Linked DNA regions of Homo sapiens: region 2 is linked to region 1. Evidence: read pairs that join two places in POLR2A ChIA-PET (ENCODE). Cell type or tissue: CD4-positive, alpha-beta T cell. All regions are shown on one strand.

Region 1 (8,000 bases):
TAATCTTCCCTTGATGCTCTTCAACAGAGACAAGGTTCCTGTCTGTAGATCAAATAAATCACAGTATTAGGAAAAAAAATAACAGCAAATTTGGAAGTACAATCAACTTAAGGAGAAGCAAAGGAAAAGACTTAGAAATGGGACATTATTGTCTACATCTAGAGGATACATGTATCTGAAAGCTTAAGAAAGCCCTTATCTTAGGAACTTGAAGCTGAGGATAATCTCAAGTTCACTTAGTGCCAGTCACTTTAGTTTTTAAAAAAATTTAACTTAAACCCCAGCCTAGGCAACATGGTGAAACCCAGTCTCTACTAAAAATACAAAAATTAGCCAGGCATGGTGGTATGTGCCTGTAGTCCCAGCTAGTTGTGAGGCTGAGGCGGGAGGATTGCTTGAACCTGGGAGACAGTGGGGTTGCAGTGAGCTGAGAATGCACCACTGCACTCCAGCCTGGGTAACAGAGCAAGACTCAAAAAAAAAAAAAAAATTAAACTCTTCTTATTGTGTCTTTTTCCTTGTAAGACATTAACTAAAAGTTACTGGTAGTAAATGGTGACTGTTTTACAATTGGGTTTCATTATTGACAATATCAAAAAAAAGCAGCAATCTTTAAGAGTTCAAATTAGTGTAAGATAGGAAGGACTGCAAAACAATCTGATTTTTCAGTTGTAATTAAAGTGCTCCTTTTCTTATTTTAAGTAAAATAAAATTAATCAGTCACTGGCAACAATCATTATTAAGAGGTCTTTTAGGGCAAAATTTAATAGTATGAAGAGGTTTACAAAAATAGATTGACGTTATTTTGAGAAATACTGTAATTTTTTCTCAATTCAGTTTTGATAAATTGTACCTAATCATAGAAAAATTATTCCAATTCAAACTTGACATATATTAAAAAAGTAGAGATGAAATTAACTCAGCTACGTAACAGATCTGGCAAAATATAAGAATGAAAAAAATTCTACACAGGGCACTTATTTCATATCCAGAGGTAAAAACATTTTCTATTAGTAGCTTATCTTCTTCCTGTAAGCAATCACAGATTCTAAGTTGATCATGCGGTACAAAGTCACAGCAGTCAGAATCTTCTGTTTGATGCAACACACAAAGTTGTTTGTTTCCTTACTAAAATGCGAACTGGTTGTCTATTTTTCTTTATCCCATTTATTCGTATTCACAAATTAACAAATAGCGTCAACAATTATTGTAGGTGAAGTGGGGTATTGCTGGATCAAAGGCTCTATAAGACGTCTTTACTGACTGAATCTGAAGGTTTATTGAGTTCAATCCTCACACCTTTTTCACCTGTTAGATATTTTACTTTAGCTCGTGCTCTCTCATCTGCATCAAATACCAAACAGTTATTGCGTACTTTGTAGCATATGCTGGTTGTACTTCATGAGGGTTGCGATGGTCAGACCAGAAAAACAGCAGTCTATCAAATTTGGGTTCAATGTCAGCAAACTAGGCTTTACCTTCTAGAAAAATTCGAAGTATACCTCCACTTACCTTGGCATCCCGTTCTTTAACGTAATGTAATACATTTCACACGTCTTCCGTCTCCATTTGGATTATCAACATGACGTACATAACCCGTTCCATTGACCGGATAACAAGCAGCCATGGCTTTTGTCCGGCCCGGGGACGCGCGAGGCGGGGACGCGGCCGCCGCGGGGTCGGCCGCGGACTTGGCCTTTGCCTTGGCTGCGTCCCCGGAGGCGCTGTCCCGGCGCCTCGCTGCCTTCCTGGCCTCCAGGGCCCGGTCCCTGGACGGCGGCGCTGCAGCGGGCGGCGCGGGGCCGGAGTCCTGGTGAGGGCCCCCTCCGTGGCCGAGGGCGCCCTCGCTGCCCTGGCACACGAGCTTGTGCTTCTTCCAGTCCTGGCGCTGGCGCTCCTTGCAGCAGAAGGAGCTGCGGCTGCAGCGCAGCAGGTTCTCCATCTTCCCGCACAGCTCGCAGTACTGCCGGTCTCGCTCGCTCGAGCTCGGCTCGCCGGGCCCGCAGCTGTCATTGGCCATGGCGACCGCAGCTGAGCAGGAGGGGTGCGGCCGGACGGCCTCGCCCGAGGCTGGGGAGCGGAGAGAGAGATAGGGGCCGTCACTGCGCCATGCACCCGCTACCCTTGACTCAAGGAGGCTGGCACCCAGGGCCCTCGGCCGGGTCGCTTCCGAGTCCTAGGCTCCGGCGCAGCGCAGGCGGCCGCCTCAGCGCCTAATCGCCGCCGTGGGCTGAGAGAACGCGGCCTGTGCGGCGAACGGCAACCCGGGCTCGGGCGCGCGAGCCTGCGGAGCGCAAGACCGGCCCCCTCGGCTGCCGCCACCGCCTCAGCGTCCCGGGCGGCCCGGCCCAGGCTGCGGAGGAGCGCAGGGTAAGCGGGTGCCGCTCGCTCTGCGCATTCTGCACGTACACCACGGTACGGCGGCGACCCGGCCGTGCGGCGCGCGTGGGCCCACACTGCGATTTCTTATCACTCTTGCGGACGGGCTAGAGTTCGTTCTATTTTGGGGCTGTGCTTCAACTGTTCCTCTGGTTCTGCTGTGAACTTCACCATTGCCTGGAACAGACAGATTCTGTCTGTGCTTGCTTCGGATGGATGTTTAGAGAACTCAGTACTGATCCTGAGGGCTCCTTCTTTGAGAGCACATCCTGTCCCTCTTCAAGGACTGGAAGTGGTCAAAATTCTGTAGGGACTAAAACTTAAACATCCCAAACATAAAAAAGCAGAGGAAAGGTTGGGTGCAGTGGCTCACGCCTGTAATCCCAACACTTTGGGAGGCCGAGGTGGGTGGATCACAAGGTCAGGAGTTCGAGGCCAGCCTGGCCAATATGGTGAAACCCAGTCTCTACTAAAAATACAAAAATTAGCCGGGCGTGGTGGTGGGCGCCTGTAGTCCCAGCTACTAGGGAGGCTGAGGCAGGAGACTCGCTTGAACCCGGTTGGCGGAGGTTGCAATGACCCGAGATGGCACCACTGCACTCCAGCCTGGGTGACAGAGCGAGACTCCCTTTCCAAAAAAAAAAAAAAAAAAAAAAAAGCAGAGGAAAAAGCCAGTCTTATGCAAAAGCCTGCAACAGCAGTAAAGACGGCAGACATGTGGAAGGCTTTATGGAGATAAGGCCATGGACCACTGCATCCTGGCCACCCAGCTCTCTGGGGACTGCTCCTACCTGCCTTGCCAAACCCTAGGCAAAAAGACATAGGATAATTCAGGTGTTTTGCAATAGGCTCAATAATGTCGACAAAGACCACCGAAGCCGCTTGCCTCTGGCTGGCTGCTACAGAGTGAGAGCTGTTCTCCAAAAAGACATCCCTGTCACATGTGCTCCTCCCTGATCACAGTGAGGCTCATACCATTTTAAGCAATTTTCTTATTTAATGGCAGGGACGGACACTCAGAGCAGCCAATGTTGTGCATTCTCTGAAGAGTCAGCCTGAACTTGGAAGGAAAGTTGCAGATACCATGACCACGAAATAAGCAAATTCCAGTTTAACATCAATAGTGAAGTATGCCCACACTGCTAGTAACCCAAGGCAGCTCTGTCTCTCACATACCTCTATTTTAACTGTTCGGAACTATGTTTTTATAGCTCACCTCCAGCCTCTGTCTTCCAGGTTCTTTCTGCAAGTCTTCCACCAGGGCCACTGCCTCCTCTCCACTCTCCGGATGCTGCTGTCTGACCCAGATCTGGATCTCCTGGAGAAGGACAGTCGGGAACTGTTCTAGGACCAGCAACTCCAGGATCTGCTCTTTTGTACACTTCTCTGGCCTTAGCCACTGACAACAGAGCTTCTGGAGCTGGAGGAGGGCCTCTCGGGGTCGTGATGCTTCTTGGTAACGGAAATGCCAAAAGCTCTGGCAGGATGTCTCTGGTCCAGGGTAATTCCCTTGAAGGGAAATTTCCTGCTCCCAGTGGGAATCTTCTTCCAGTTTAACTATTTGGAGATCTTGTACTGAAGGAGTCTGGATTTGTTGGTCCACAGCTACAGCCATTGTTCAGGTCAGAGAAGAGCTTTGCAACCGCACTCTAAAGCTCAAACCTCTTCATCACCTCACTGGGAAGCCATCTTAGAACTTCCACTTAGGAGTCACTAAGTGGAACTTCTCTTGAAATTCTAGAGTCAGAGACATACATTACAAAGTTAACTCTAGTAAAAATCGCAAGTGTTAGCCCAGCAGGCTTGAGGTGAAGAAGAGAGCCTTCCTGTCCCAGCCCTGTTGCATGCCCTGGTGCCTGTGGAGTCACTGGTGGGGTGGCAGTTCCGGAAGTTTGATAAGAGGAGTCAAGGGCTAGTGACCTGGTTGAAAAGTAGAGGAGCTTGAAGCTGAGAGAATACGGACGATTCGGCCCCGTGACATGTTCTTAGCGGGGACGCAAGAAGCCCGAGCCCAGGTCCCAAACACGGCTATTCGGCTAGCCACTGAGCACCGGAAGCGGAAAACCTAGCCCCAGAAGGACTCCGTGTTCTCCGGAACTACATTTCCCAGAGGCCGCCGCCCGAAGACAGACAGCAGCGTTAGCCCATAAAATGGGAGAATATCTCAGGCGCCTATTCGTTTCAGACGAATCATTGATGACTTTTCTACCAGCTGGGTAAGTGGGGCGGGGTCGCGAACCGCAGCCACAACTCGCGCACCTGGGAGGGTGTGGGTCTTGCCTCCCAGGGGAGGTGGAGATCTCTCGCCCTGCGCGGCCCTGGTGGTATGAGCGAGAGGGGTCTTTACAAAAATTTTTTGTTTTGTTTTGTTTTTTATTTTTTATTTATTTATTTATTTTGAAGCGGAGTCTCGCTCTGTCGCCCAGGCTGGAGTGCAGTGGCGCGATCTCGGCTCACTGCAACTTCCGCCTCCCGGGTGCGAGCAGTTCTCTGCCTCAGCCTCCCGAGTAGCTGGGATTACAAGGCACCCACCACCACTCCCGGCTGATTTTTTTTTTTTTTTTTGTATTTTTAGTAGCGACGGCGTTTCACCATTTTGGCCAGGCTGGTCTTGAGCTCCTGACCTCATGATCCACCTGCCTTGGCCTCCCAAAGTGCTGGGATTACAGGCGCGAGCCACCGCGCCCGGCCTTTGTTTTGTTTTTAATAGAGACGAGGTCTAACTATGTTGCCCAGGCTGGTTTTGAACTCGTGGGCCTCTCAAAGTGCTGGGATTATAGGCATGAGCTGCCACGCCAGTTTATAAAGTATTTTCACTTAGGGCCGAGGGCAGCTGTTTAACCCTGTTAGTCCCTATTTATCCTTACTATGCAGATGAATATATCGAGACAGCTTGGGACTGAGGTCTCTGCCCTTACGAAGCTGGGACTCCAGTTAAGGTTTTCTGCCACTTAAAGTGCTTTTCTCTGGCATGGTTGGTAGCTGTGGTAATGCTTTACCACTCTGTTCCTCCCCCCCTCACTTACCACTCACACAATTCCTCATTTCCTGCTTGCACAGTCCTGGGTCATTCGAGATTAATACCATTGACTTTCATTCAACAGTTGGGGAGCAATTCGGGCCAAGCACCAGGCAGCGAGTGTGCTGTGGTGGGAGAAAAAAAAAGGAGACACTCCTTCCTCTTAAGGAATGCAATGCAGCGGAGGGTGCATTTTCTAAAACGCTGCCACGGAGTTATGTGCAACCCAAATAACTACAATGCAGTGCTATTAAATGCTTTGCGAAATGCTACGTGCTAAATGGAGGTGTGTTCAAAGGAAATGACTTGATAGAAATACCAGGGACGGACCGGTGCAGTGGCTCACGCCTGTAATCCCAGCACTTTGGGATGCCAAGGCGGGCCGGTCACTTGAGGTCAGGAGTTCGAGACCAGCCTGGCCAACATGGTGAAACCCCAAATCTAGTAAAAATACAAAAAAATTAGCTTGGTGTGGTGGTAATCCCAGCTACTCAGGAGGCTGAAGCAGGAGAATCGCTTGAACCGGGGAGGCAGAGATTGTAGTGAGCTGAAATCATGCCACTGAACTCCAGCCTGGGTGACAGAGGGAGACTGTTTCAAAAAAAAAAAAAAAAAAAAACCAAGGAAGGGCTGGGAGAGCCCAGAATCGTGCAGCCTCAGGGAAAGGACCTACTTTACACATTTTATCTGGTTTGGTTCTGAGAAGGAAACCTGGAACCCTGCATTGTAGGTTTCACTTCTTATTTAACAGATGAAAGGTTCAAATTCAATGAAGGTGGGGAGAGCTGTGCTTGCCCCCACAGTAGGAGCAGCCTGTGGTTAGGTGAGGGAAGGACAGGATAACAGAAAGGGCTTTCTAGAGAATCAGTTGCGAAGCAGGGCCATGGAAATTCCTTCTATCCCTCTTAACTTAGTGTCAACAAAAAGTCTCAGTGCAGACAAACCCACTGAACTTAATTTGGGAGAAAAAGCCATGGAGAAGACCCTTTAGAATGCACTTCCAAACTAGAAACCAAACGGGGTGCCTGCAAGGGGGTCGTTCTCCTTGTCTTTAGAAAAAGGGAATCGAGAAGAACCTTTAGAATGAACCTCCGAACTACAATTAGGATCCTAAACAACCTCTTCCTAGGAGAAAAAAAAAAAAAAGCAACAGCTCACAATAAACCAAGGACCATCAACCAAACGAGAGGTCCAGGGCTCAGGAGGACTTACTAGGAGGAGAAGCTGAAAGTCGGTGAGGCCTTTATTTATTTATTTATTTATTTATTTATTTATTTATTTATTTTTGAGACAGGGTCTCTCTCTGTTGCCCGGCTGGATTCTGGGCCTGATCATCGCTCACTGCAGCCCTGGCCTCCCTGAACTCAGGCAATCTTCCTGCCTCAACCTCCGAAGAGCTGGGACTATAGGCCCGCACCACCATGCCAGGCTAATTTTTGTACGTTTTGTAGAGATGAGGTTTGGCCATGTTGCCAAGGCTGGTCTTGAACTCCTGGGCTCAAGTAATCTGCAGGGGGGGCTTTCAAGGACCCCTACTGGTACCGTAGCTCCAAATTCAGGCAACTACTTCAGGGTTCTCAGTCCTCTCTGAGGCCCCATGTGTTCAGATGCCAAATTATTGTCAATGAAGAGAGAAGACTAAACATTGTAGCTAATATATCTTTTTTTTTTTTTTTTGAGATGGAGTCTTTGCTCTGTTGCCCGGGCTGGAGTGCAGTGGCACCATCTCAGGTCACTACAACCTCTGCCTCCCGAGTTCAAGTGATCCTCCTGCCTCAGCTTCCTGAGTAGCTGGGACTACAGGTGCACACCACCATGCTCAGCTATTTTTTTGTATTTTTAGTAGAGATGGGGTTTCCCTATGTTGGTCAGGCTGCTCTCAAACTCCTCACCTCAAGTGACCCACCCACTTTGGCCTCCCAAAGTTCTGAGATTACAGGAGTGAGCCCACCGTGCCTGGCCACTAATGTATCATTTTTATCTTAATGTTTTGTTCTTTTATCCATTTGTTCCTATTAGGTATTTCTCATGGCTTTAACAGTGGACTTCAGGAGTCATGGTTAAGTAACAGGTGTGGGGCAGGTAACTGACCAAACCTCTCCTCTGAGCCTCCATTTTCTTACCTGTAGAGTGAGGATACTTACCTCCCTCCTAGGGCTGTCAGGATTAAATGAGATGGCAGGTAAAGACCTTAGCACAGTGCCTGGCGCATGGTAACTGCTCTGTCCATTTTGTCACTATAAGCTCTTCTGGTTTATTGTAAAGTATATAATGCAACCCAAGTGAAGCAAAATTCCATGAATAAAAAAAGTCATCTCATTATAGCTTGCCTCAAATTATAAAATCTCTAATAAAAATGAAGGTATGTAGTTAGTGGCAGAAGTTTGTCTACAACTAGATCTGTCCAGTGCTCAATACTCTCTACTATGTCACAAACTTCAGGACAGGGTTAAGAGGGAGACAAGGTACTGCCTGGAAGGGGAATACCTTCTGGGGTCCTGGTAAGCGATTTTTTTTTTTTTTTTTTTTTGAGATAGAGTCTTGTTCTGTTGTCCAGGCTGGAGTACAGTGGCGCCATCTCAGCTCACTGCAAGCTCCACCT
Region 2 (8,000 bases), 100 kb before region 1:
CTGGGATTTCTTTTTCACTTTTTGTGTTATATTGTTAAAATTCATCTCAGGCTTGATGCATATAGTTGCATTTATTTCTCGCGGCTGCTATAGACAATTCTAATGTGTGACTATACTAACTTTCATTTTTCCCATGCAACAGAAACTCTTGGTGGCCTGTATTCTTATCCTTGGCCTCTTAGCCCTGAATATATGGTGGCCAGTTTCATGGGAGCCTTCGCTTACAATTTCCGCTGCAAGTGTCAGGTCTTGGGCCTCTCCAATTTCTGTTTCAAGGCCTTTTCAAAGCCATAAGAGCCTACTCAGCCCTCTCACAGGCGTAGTCTGAAAGTAAAGAGAATTAACACAACCTTCAACCAGTGGCAGGTATGAGCCAAGGAATAAATGCCCCAGTCTCCTATCCTTCAGATGGACAATTCTAGGAGGCATTTTTTACACTTTTCAGAGGACTCCAAAAATCAATCACGCCCCCTGCGCTGGCTTTCCCTCCTACCCTACCTCACTCGTTCCTCTCCGTTAGACCTGTTGTCCTCCACACACATCATCAATTCCCAAATACACAACCTGCACCCAAGTCCTTGTCTCAGGCTCTGCTTTTGGGGAACCCAAACTAATACACCCGATTTCCCAATATTGAGCATTGGGTTGTTGCAGATTTCTGTTATTGCAAAAGTGCTACCAAAAACTTTCATGTAAAACCCAACGCTGCTCAAATGCGAGAATTTCTTTTTTTTTTTTTTTTTTTTTGAGACGGAGTCTCGCTCTGTCGCCCAGGCTGGAGTGCAGTGGCGCAATCTCAGCTCACTGCAAGCTCCGCCTCCCGGGTTCACGCCATTCTCCTGCCTCAGCCTCCCGAGTAGCTGGGACTACAGGCGCCCGCCACCACGCCCAGCTAATTTTTTGTATTTTTAGTAGAGACAGGGTTTCACCATGTTAGCCAGGATGGTCTGGATCTCCTGACCTCGTGATCCGCCCGCCTCGGCCTCCCAAAGTGCTGGGATTACAGGCGTGAGCCACCGCGCCCGGCCAATGCGAGAATTTCTTTTTCTTATTTACATAGAAATAGAATTGGTGGTCACAATTCTATTGTGAATGTTCAGCTTCACAAGATAATTTCCAGTTGTTTACCAAAGTGGTTTTGGGGTTTTGTTTTGTTCTGGTTTGATTTTTTTAAACCAATTTACACTTCTAACAACATTGTATATGAGATTCTCTTGATCCACATCCTCTCCAATGCAAGCTATTGTCAGATTTCTTCATTTTTGCCACTCAAATAGACATCAAATGGAATCTCACTGTGGTTTTGACTTGTACCTCTCTGATGATTAATGAAGTTGAATATATCTTTATATGTTTATTGACCATAAATGTTTCATATTCTGAGAAATGCCTTCTCATAGCTTTGTCCACTTTTTTCTATTGGTTCATTGTCCTTTCTTCCTTAATTTTACTATGTTTTTGACAGTTATGGGCTTTTTCTTTGAACTCAAGTGTTCAGAATTGAATTAATCATAATTTTCATGTAATGTGATTTTTTTCCCCTGGTTACAAAAGTAAAGCATGCATGTTATAAAAGAAACAGGTAAAGAGTGCAGACATGTTGAACATAGAAAGAAAAGTCTCCTTTACTCTCAGCTCCACCCCACCTCCAGGCAAGAATAACTCCCATGGACAATTTGTCATTCCATGTCTTTAGATTTTTGTTTTCACATCTCTCTCCCAAATTAGATTGATAGTCTCTCGAGGGTAAAGACTGTATTGTATTCATTTGTGTATTCCCACCCCTAGCATAATGCCTGGTTCAGATCAGGAATGAAATACATTATTGTTGAATGAACTGCTGAAAGACGAGTTAGAACATAGGCTTTGAAGTTAGAAGACTTTGGTTTGCCTGGGGCAGAGAATTCAAGCAGGAGAAAAATGGGAGTACTAGTAAAGTGTGTTGGGCTTTGATTACTGAAAGCCTTGGCTATTGGGCCAGAGTGTTTGATTTTTATGTTGGAGGCAGTGGGGTGAGGGCATTCAAGACTTTTTAGGTAGAGAAAATTATTTATTCATATATGTATGAATTATTCATATTTATATATATATATATTTGTTTGTTTGTTTGTTTGTTTGTTTTAGACAGAGTCTCACTCTGTTGCCCAGGCTGGAGTGCAGTGATGTGATTTTGGCCCACTGAAACCTCTGCCTCCCAGCTTCAAGTGATCCTCCCACCCGAGCCTTCCTACCAGCTGGGATTACAAGTGAGTGCAACTGCACCTGGCTAATTTTTGTATTTTTAGTAGAGATAGGGTTTCACCATGTTGGTCAGGCTGGTCTTGAACTCCTGACTGCAGGTGATCTGCCCGCCTCAGCCTACCAAAGTGCTGGGATTACAGGCATGAGCCACTGTGCCACCTGGCCTATTCTTATGTTTTTACCAGCAACAGAATTAAAATGAGACATTGACAATCTAGTCATCTACTGGCATTGTACAGGATGTGAGGCGGAGGAGAAGGGGGAAAATGAAACTGGAGACAGAAAAATGAATGAATCAAGCAGTTGTGGCCGAATGCGGTGGCTCACACCTGTAGTCCTAGCACTTTGAGAAACCAAAACAGGCAGATCACTTGAGGCCAGGAGTTCAAGACCAGGTTGGGCAACATGGCAAAACCGCATCTCTACAAAAAAATACAAAAAAAAAAAAAAATTAGCCAGGTGTGGTGGCGCACAGCTGTAGTCCCAGCTACTTGGGAGAATCCTTTGAGCCCAGGAGGTTGACCGAGTGAGACCCTGTCTCAAAAGAAAAAAAAAAAAAGTTATTAACTTGGTATGGACACAGACTCCTATGACAAACTCATGAGAACTGTGGCTTCTTTCAGAAAAGTAGCTATAAACCTAAGCCCCTACATTTTTTGAGAATCCCTGGATTAGTGTCTTTTTTTTTTTTTTTTTTTTTTAAGACAGAGTTTTGCTCTGTCGCCAGGCTACAGTGCAGTGGCATGATAGCTCACTGCAACCTCCACTTCTTGGGTTCAAGCGATTCTCATGCCTCAGCCTCCCGAGTAGTTGGGATTACAGGCACGTGCCACCACACCCAGCTAATTTTTGCATTTTTAGTAGAGGCAGGGTTTCACCATGTTGGCCGGGAAGGTCTCAATCTCCTGACCTCATGATCCGCCCGCCTCAGCCTCCCAAAGTACTGGGATTACAGGCGTGAGCCACTGTGCCCAGCCTAGTGAGTCATTCTAAGAGTGAAAGAATAAGAACTTGCAGCATGTATTTATTTAGTCAGACATATTTATTAATCCCCTACTATGTATGTGCAAGGCACTGAGCTGAGTGCTGGGAACAGACACCATCCAGTATGAGGCATGCATTATGGTATGACATAGTGGTCAAGGGCACAGACCCTAAGCCCAGTTCTCTGCCTTCAAACCCCTGCCGGGTGACCTTGTTTAATAAAGCAACTGTACTCCACTTCTGTTTTATAGGGACAATACTGACACCATCCTCATGGGCTGCTGTGAAGATTAAATGAATGCTTCATGAGAGCTTGGGCTTGATGGCAGAAATGAGGGAGGAGAGAGAGGGCAGTAACTATGCGGAGGGCGGATGAGGGCAAGGAAGAATTTTAAAGGATGACAAGATTTTAAAGTAAAGCAGGAGAGGCTGAAGGTGCATCAGTCATGATCTGTTCTGTCCCCTAAGGGGGGCCAAATGGTGGGAGGGGAGAGATCGAGAGCAAACGCAGAGAGGCTGGCTTTAGCTAGGAAGATACTTCCGCTTGTGAGCTGGAGGGGAGGAGTCAAGTGTGGGTGCAGGTGCTGACTCTGAAGTAACCGCAGGCAAGAGGGAAGGAATGTCACCAAGGGGGGAGGGGTGAGGAAAAAGGAAAAGTTGTAACACACTGTCTCAAAGAGGGGATCTAGGAAGATGCAAATGTCAGGGATTATTCAGGACTGGTGAGCTGATAAGGGATACTGATCTGCCTGGTTGGGTAACTTCTGGTGGTCATGGGAGCTACAGGAGAAAAGCATTAAAAAAAAAAAAAAGGTGGGGTGGGGGAAGTGGTGAGTGCAGAATGTCACAGTGGTGAAATCCGGAAGAATAGAGACAGGGGAGGCTGGCCATTGTGGCTCACGCCTGTAATCCAAACACTTTGGGAGGTCAAGGCAGGTGGATTGCTGGAGCCCAGGAGTTCAAGACCAGCCTGGGCAACATGGAGAAACCCAGTCTCAATAAAAAAATTAGCTGGGCATTGTGGCACATGCCTGTAGTCCCAGCTATTTGAGAGGCTGAGGTGGGAGGATTGCTTGAGCCCAGCAGGTGAAGGCTGCAGTGAACCATAATCGTGCCACTGCACTCCTGCCTGGGCGACAAAGTGAGACCCTATCTCAAATAAAAAAAGAAAAGAAAGAGTTGGCCGGGCACGGTAGCTCACACCTGTAATCCCACTGCTTTGGGAAGCCAAGGCAGGCGATCACCTGAGGTCAGGAGTTCAAGACCAGCCTGGCCAACGTGGTGAAACCCTATCTCTACTAAAAAATACAAAAATTAGCCGGGCATGGTGGTAGGCACCTATAATCCCAGCTATTTAGGAAGCTGAGGCAGGGAGAATTGCTTGAACCTGGGAGGCAGAGGTTGCAGTGAGCCAAGATCACGCCACTGCACTCCAGACTGGGCAACAGAGTGAGACTCTCTCTCAGAAAAAAAAAAAGCGGGGGGGGGATTTGCTGGATTTGCCAACCCACTGGTCTTTACTGAAGTATCTTAAGGGTCACTAAAGTGTCACAGCAGGTGACTCATGGCAGAGAAGAAAAGGGAGAAAGAACAGTGAGGCAGTAAACCACATGCAATCTGAGAACACTGACTTTGCAATGAAAGGGAAAAGTAAGACATTAACCAGAAAGAATAACAGAGTGAAATGAGGTATATTTCTTTCTAAAGGTCAGAAAAGCTGTACTACTGCTATTTCTTCTTCTTCTTCTTCTTCTTCTTCTTCTTCTTCTTCTTCTTCTTCTTCTTCTTCTTCTTCTTCTTTTCTTCTTCTTTTTTCTCCTTCTCCTTCTCCTTCCCCTTCTCCTCCTCCTTTTCCTTCTCTTCTTCCTTCTTCCTTCTTCTAAGGTAAAGGCAGCAGTTGTAGAGCTGGCAGGAGAGGGAGGAATAGGGCTTCAAAAACTTAGCTGGAGGCCATGAGCAGTGGCTCACACCTATAATTCCAGCACTTTGGGAGGCCGAGGTGAGCTGATCACTTGAGGCCAGGAGTTCAAGACCAGCCTGGCCAACATGGCAAAACTGCATCTACTAAAAATACAAAAAACAAAACAAAACAAAACAAAAATTAGCTGGGCACTGGACTCCAGACTGGGTGACAGAGCAAGACGCTATCTCAAAAAAAAAAAAAAAAAAGTCAACTGGAGTATGATGCCAGCATAATACTATTGTAATTAGCTTCTGTGGGCCAGACATTTTCCATAAGAATATGTTATTCCCAATTTACAGAGGAGGAAACTGAGGCTCAGAGAAGCTAAGTCATTCGCCCAAGATCACACTGCTAGTCAATGGCAGAGTTAGGATTTGAGCCCAGGTCATATGACTCCAAAACACCAAAGCTTGCCTGCCTAATACCAGAGACAAGCAGAAATGTTAGCACTTTGAGGGAGAGGGGATACTTCTGTCCGCACCGAGGAAGGAAGAAAGGATTGGAAGAAACATATATACTAATGATTTATGTTCATTTATTATTTAGAATTATTCTCCTTCCCACACGAATATATAAGCATATAGATTTTTAAAAATTTCTTTTGATTTATTTGTTTTTGGTTTTGTTTTTGAGATGGAGTCTTACTCTGTTGCCCAGGCTGGAGTGCAATGGCACGATCTCAGCTCACCGCAACCTCTGCCTCCCAGGTTCAAGCGATTCTCATTCCTCAGCCTCCCGAAAAGCTGGGATTACAGACACCCGTCACCATGAGCGGCTAATTTTTTTGCATTTTTAATAGAGACGGGGTTTCACCATGTTGGCTAGGCTGGTCACGAACTCCTGACCTCAAGTGGTCCACCCACCTTGGCCTCCCAAAGTGCTGAGATTATATGGGTGAGCCACCACGCCTGGCCAATTTTTTAAATTTCTTTTGAGACAGGGTCTTGCTCTGTCACCCAGGCTGGAGTGCAGTGGTGCAAACACAGCTCACTGCCACCTCAGACTACTGGGCTCCAGTGATCCTCCTGCCTCAGCCTCCCAAGTAGCTGCGACTACCAATGTGTACCACCACACCAAGCTAATTTTTGACATTTTTAGTAGAGATGGGTTCTCACTATGTTGCTCAGGAGAGTCTTGAACTCCTGAGCTCAAAAGATCTTCCCACCTCAGCCTCCCAAAGTGCTGGGATTACAGGCGTGAGCCACCATGCTTGGCTGAAAGCATATAGATTTTTTTTAAGTTGGCATGATCGGTTTACATGACCAAGCACCTTTAAAAAAAAAAAAAAAGGCAGGCTGGGGATGATGGCTCATGCCTGTAATCCCAGCACTTTTGGAGGCTGAGGTGGATGGATCACTTTGAGGTCAAGAGTTCAAGACTAGCCTGCTCAACGTAGTGAAACCTCTGTCACTACTAAAAATAAAAAAATTTAAAAAATTAGCTGGGTGTGGTGGCAGGTGCCTGTAATCCCAGCTACTTGGGAGGCTGAGGCAGAAGAATCACTTGAACCCAGTAGGCAGAGGTTGCACTGAGCCGAGACCATGACATTGCACTCCAGCCTGGGCAACAAGAGTGAAACTCCATTTCAAGGAATATATGTATATATGTACAAAAAAATAGCCAGGCGTGGTGGCAGATGCCTGTAATCCCAGCTATGTGGGAGGCTGAGGCAGGAGAATTGCTTGAGCCCGGGAGGGAGAGGTTGCAGTGAGCTGAGATTGTGCCACTGCACTCCAGTCTGGGCAATAAAGTGAGACTCTGTCTCCAAAAAAAAAAGAAAAAAAAAAACCCAATGCAAAAAATTGGCATGATACAGGAAGTCTGACTTTACATAGAAGAAAATTCAGGCAAAGAACCAAGCTGAACTTTTGTGGTCAGAGAATGAACTGGACATGGCCAAGAATGTTAAAGCTGAGTATTTAGAACAGTGGTGTGGCTAATTGATTCACCCAGTCCTCTATCCAAATGGTTGCTTCATAGGAGAATCAATCCTCCCTTAAATACTCCCTTAATTCAAGAGAATGGAGGGGAAAATAGTTTGCATATATTGGCAAGTTGTTTATTGCAACTACAAGGATTTTTGTGATGTATGTCTCATCTATCAATATTTTCTGATGAGTGATTTCAAAATATCTGTCTAAAGAACAGACCTAGGCCAGGCGCGGTGGCTCACGCCTGTAATCCCAGCACTTTGGGAGGCCGACGCGGGCGGATCACGAGGTCAGGAGATCAAGACCATCCTGGCTAACACGGTGAAACCCCGTCTCTACTAAAAATACCAAAAATTAGCTGGGCGTGGTGGCGGGTGCCTGTAGTCCCAGCTATTCAGGAGGCTGAAGCAGGAGAATGGCGTGAACCCGGGAGGCAGAGTTTGCAGTGAGCTGAGATTGCGCCACTGCCCTCAAGCCTGGGCGACAAAGCAAGACTCCGTCTCACAAAAAAAAAAAAAAAAAAAAAAAAGAACAGACCTCATTTATATTTGCCAAACTCTCACATGCAAAAAATGCAGAAAAAACCAAAACCAAATCATAAAGCAAAGGGAACTGTACAGTTTCGTGGGCAGGTCACAGGCTAGAACCAGAGACATAAAAACTGACAGCCATGGTGAGCAAATTGGACAAACAGGACCCAAGGACTAGGACATGGTGAGGGGTCACTCCTGCTGCTATACCAATGCTCTAACCCCAGCGGTGACACCAAAAGGTGTTGAAAAAATGCCAAGGTTCAAGGGCATCTAGTAGACCAGGAAAGTACTGGAAAAGCAGATCTGAGCAAAAAGGAGGTCGCCATCTGACTCAGCTTGCAAATCAAC

What was found. ChIA-PET counts read pairs that join two places held together with the same protein. Peaks named below come from ENCODE experiments on the same cell type or tissue, not always from the same donor. Only the 100,000 strongest peaks of a DNase experiment are listed, where the experiment ranks them.
Region 2: POLR2A ChIA-PET joins it to region 1 with 13 read pairs; 17 of 35 experiments call an interaction of 5 or more read pairs at or near these places.

The regions. Positions count from the first base shown.
Region 1 is chr15:84,627,894-84,635,893 of GRCh38, reverse strand. It overlaps the pseudogene SCAND2P and the pseudogene EGLN1P1. Among named protein-coding and RNA genes, the nearest start is that of WDR73, 22 kb to the left of the region's middle. RefSeq lists silencers at 1,607-1,686, 2,157-2,506 and an enhancer at 4,001-4,050. In CD4-positive, alpha-beta T cell, no CTCF peak of the experiment used is centred here; DNase peaks (open chromatin) are centred at 2,163, 2,333 and 4,513; H3K4me3 peaks cover 4,258 bases; H3K27ac peaks cover 1,479 bases.
Region 2 is chr15:84,731,073-84,739,072 of GRCh38, reverse strand. No RefSeq gene overlaps it. Among named protein-coding and RNA genes, the nearest start is that of ZNF592, 14 kb to the left of the region's middle. RefSeq lists enhancers at 2,528-2,587, 3,868-3,957, 3,978-4,037, 4,544-5,447. In CD4-positive, alpha-beta T cell, no CTCF peak of the experiment used is centred here; DNase peaks (open chromatin) are centred at 2,542, 3,302, 3,772 and 4,782; H3K4me3 peaks cover 1,165 bases; H3K27ac peaks cover 3,206 bases.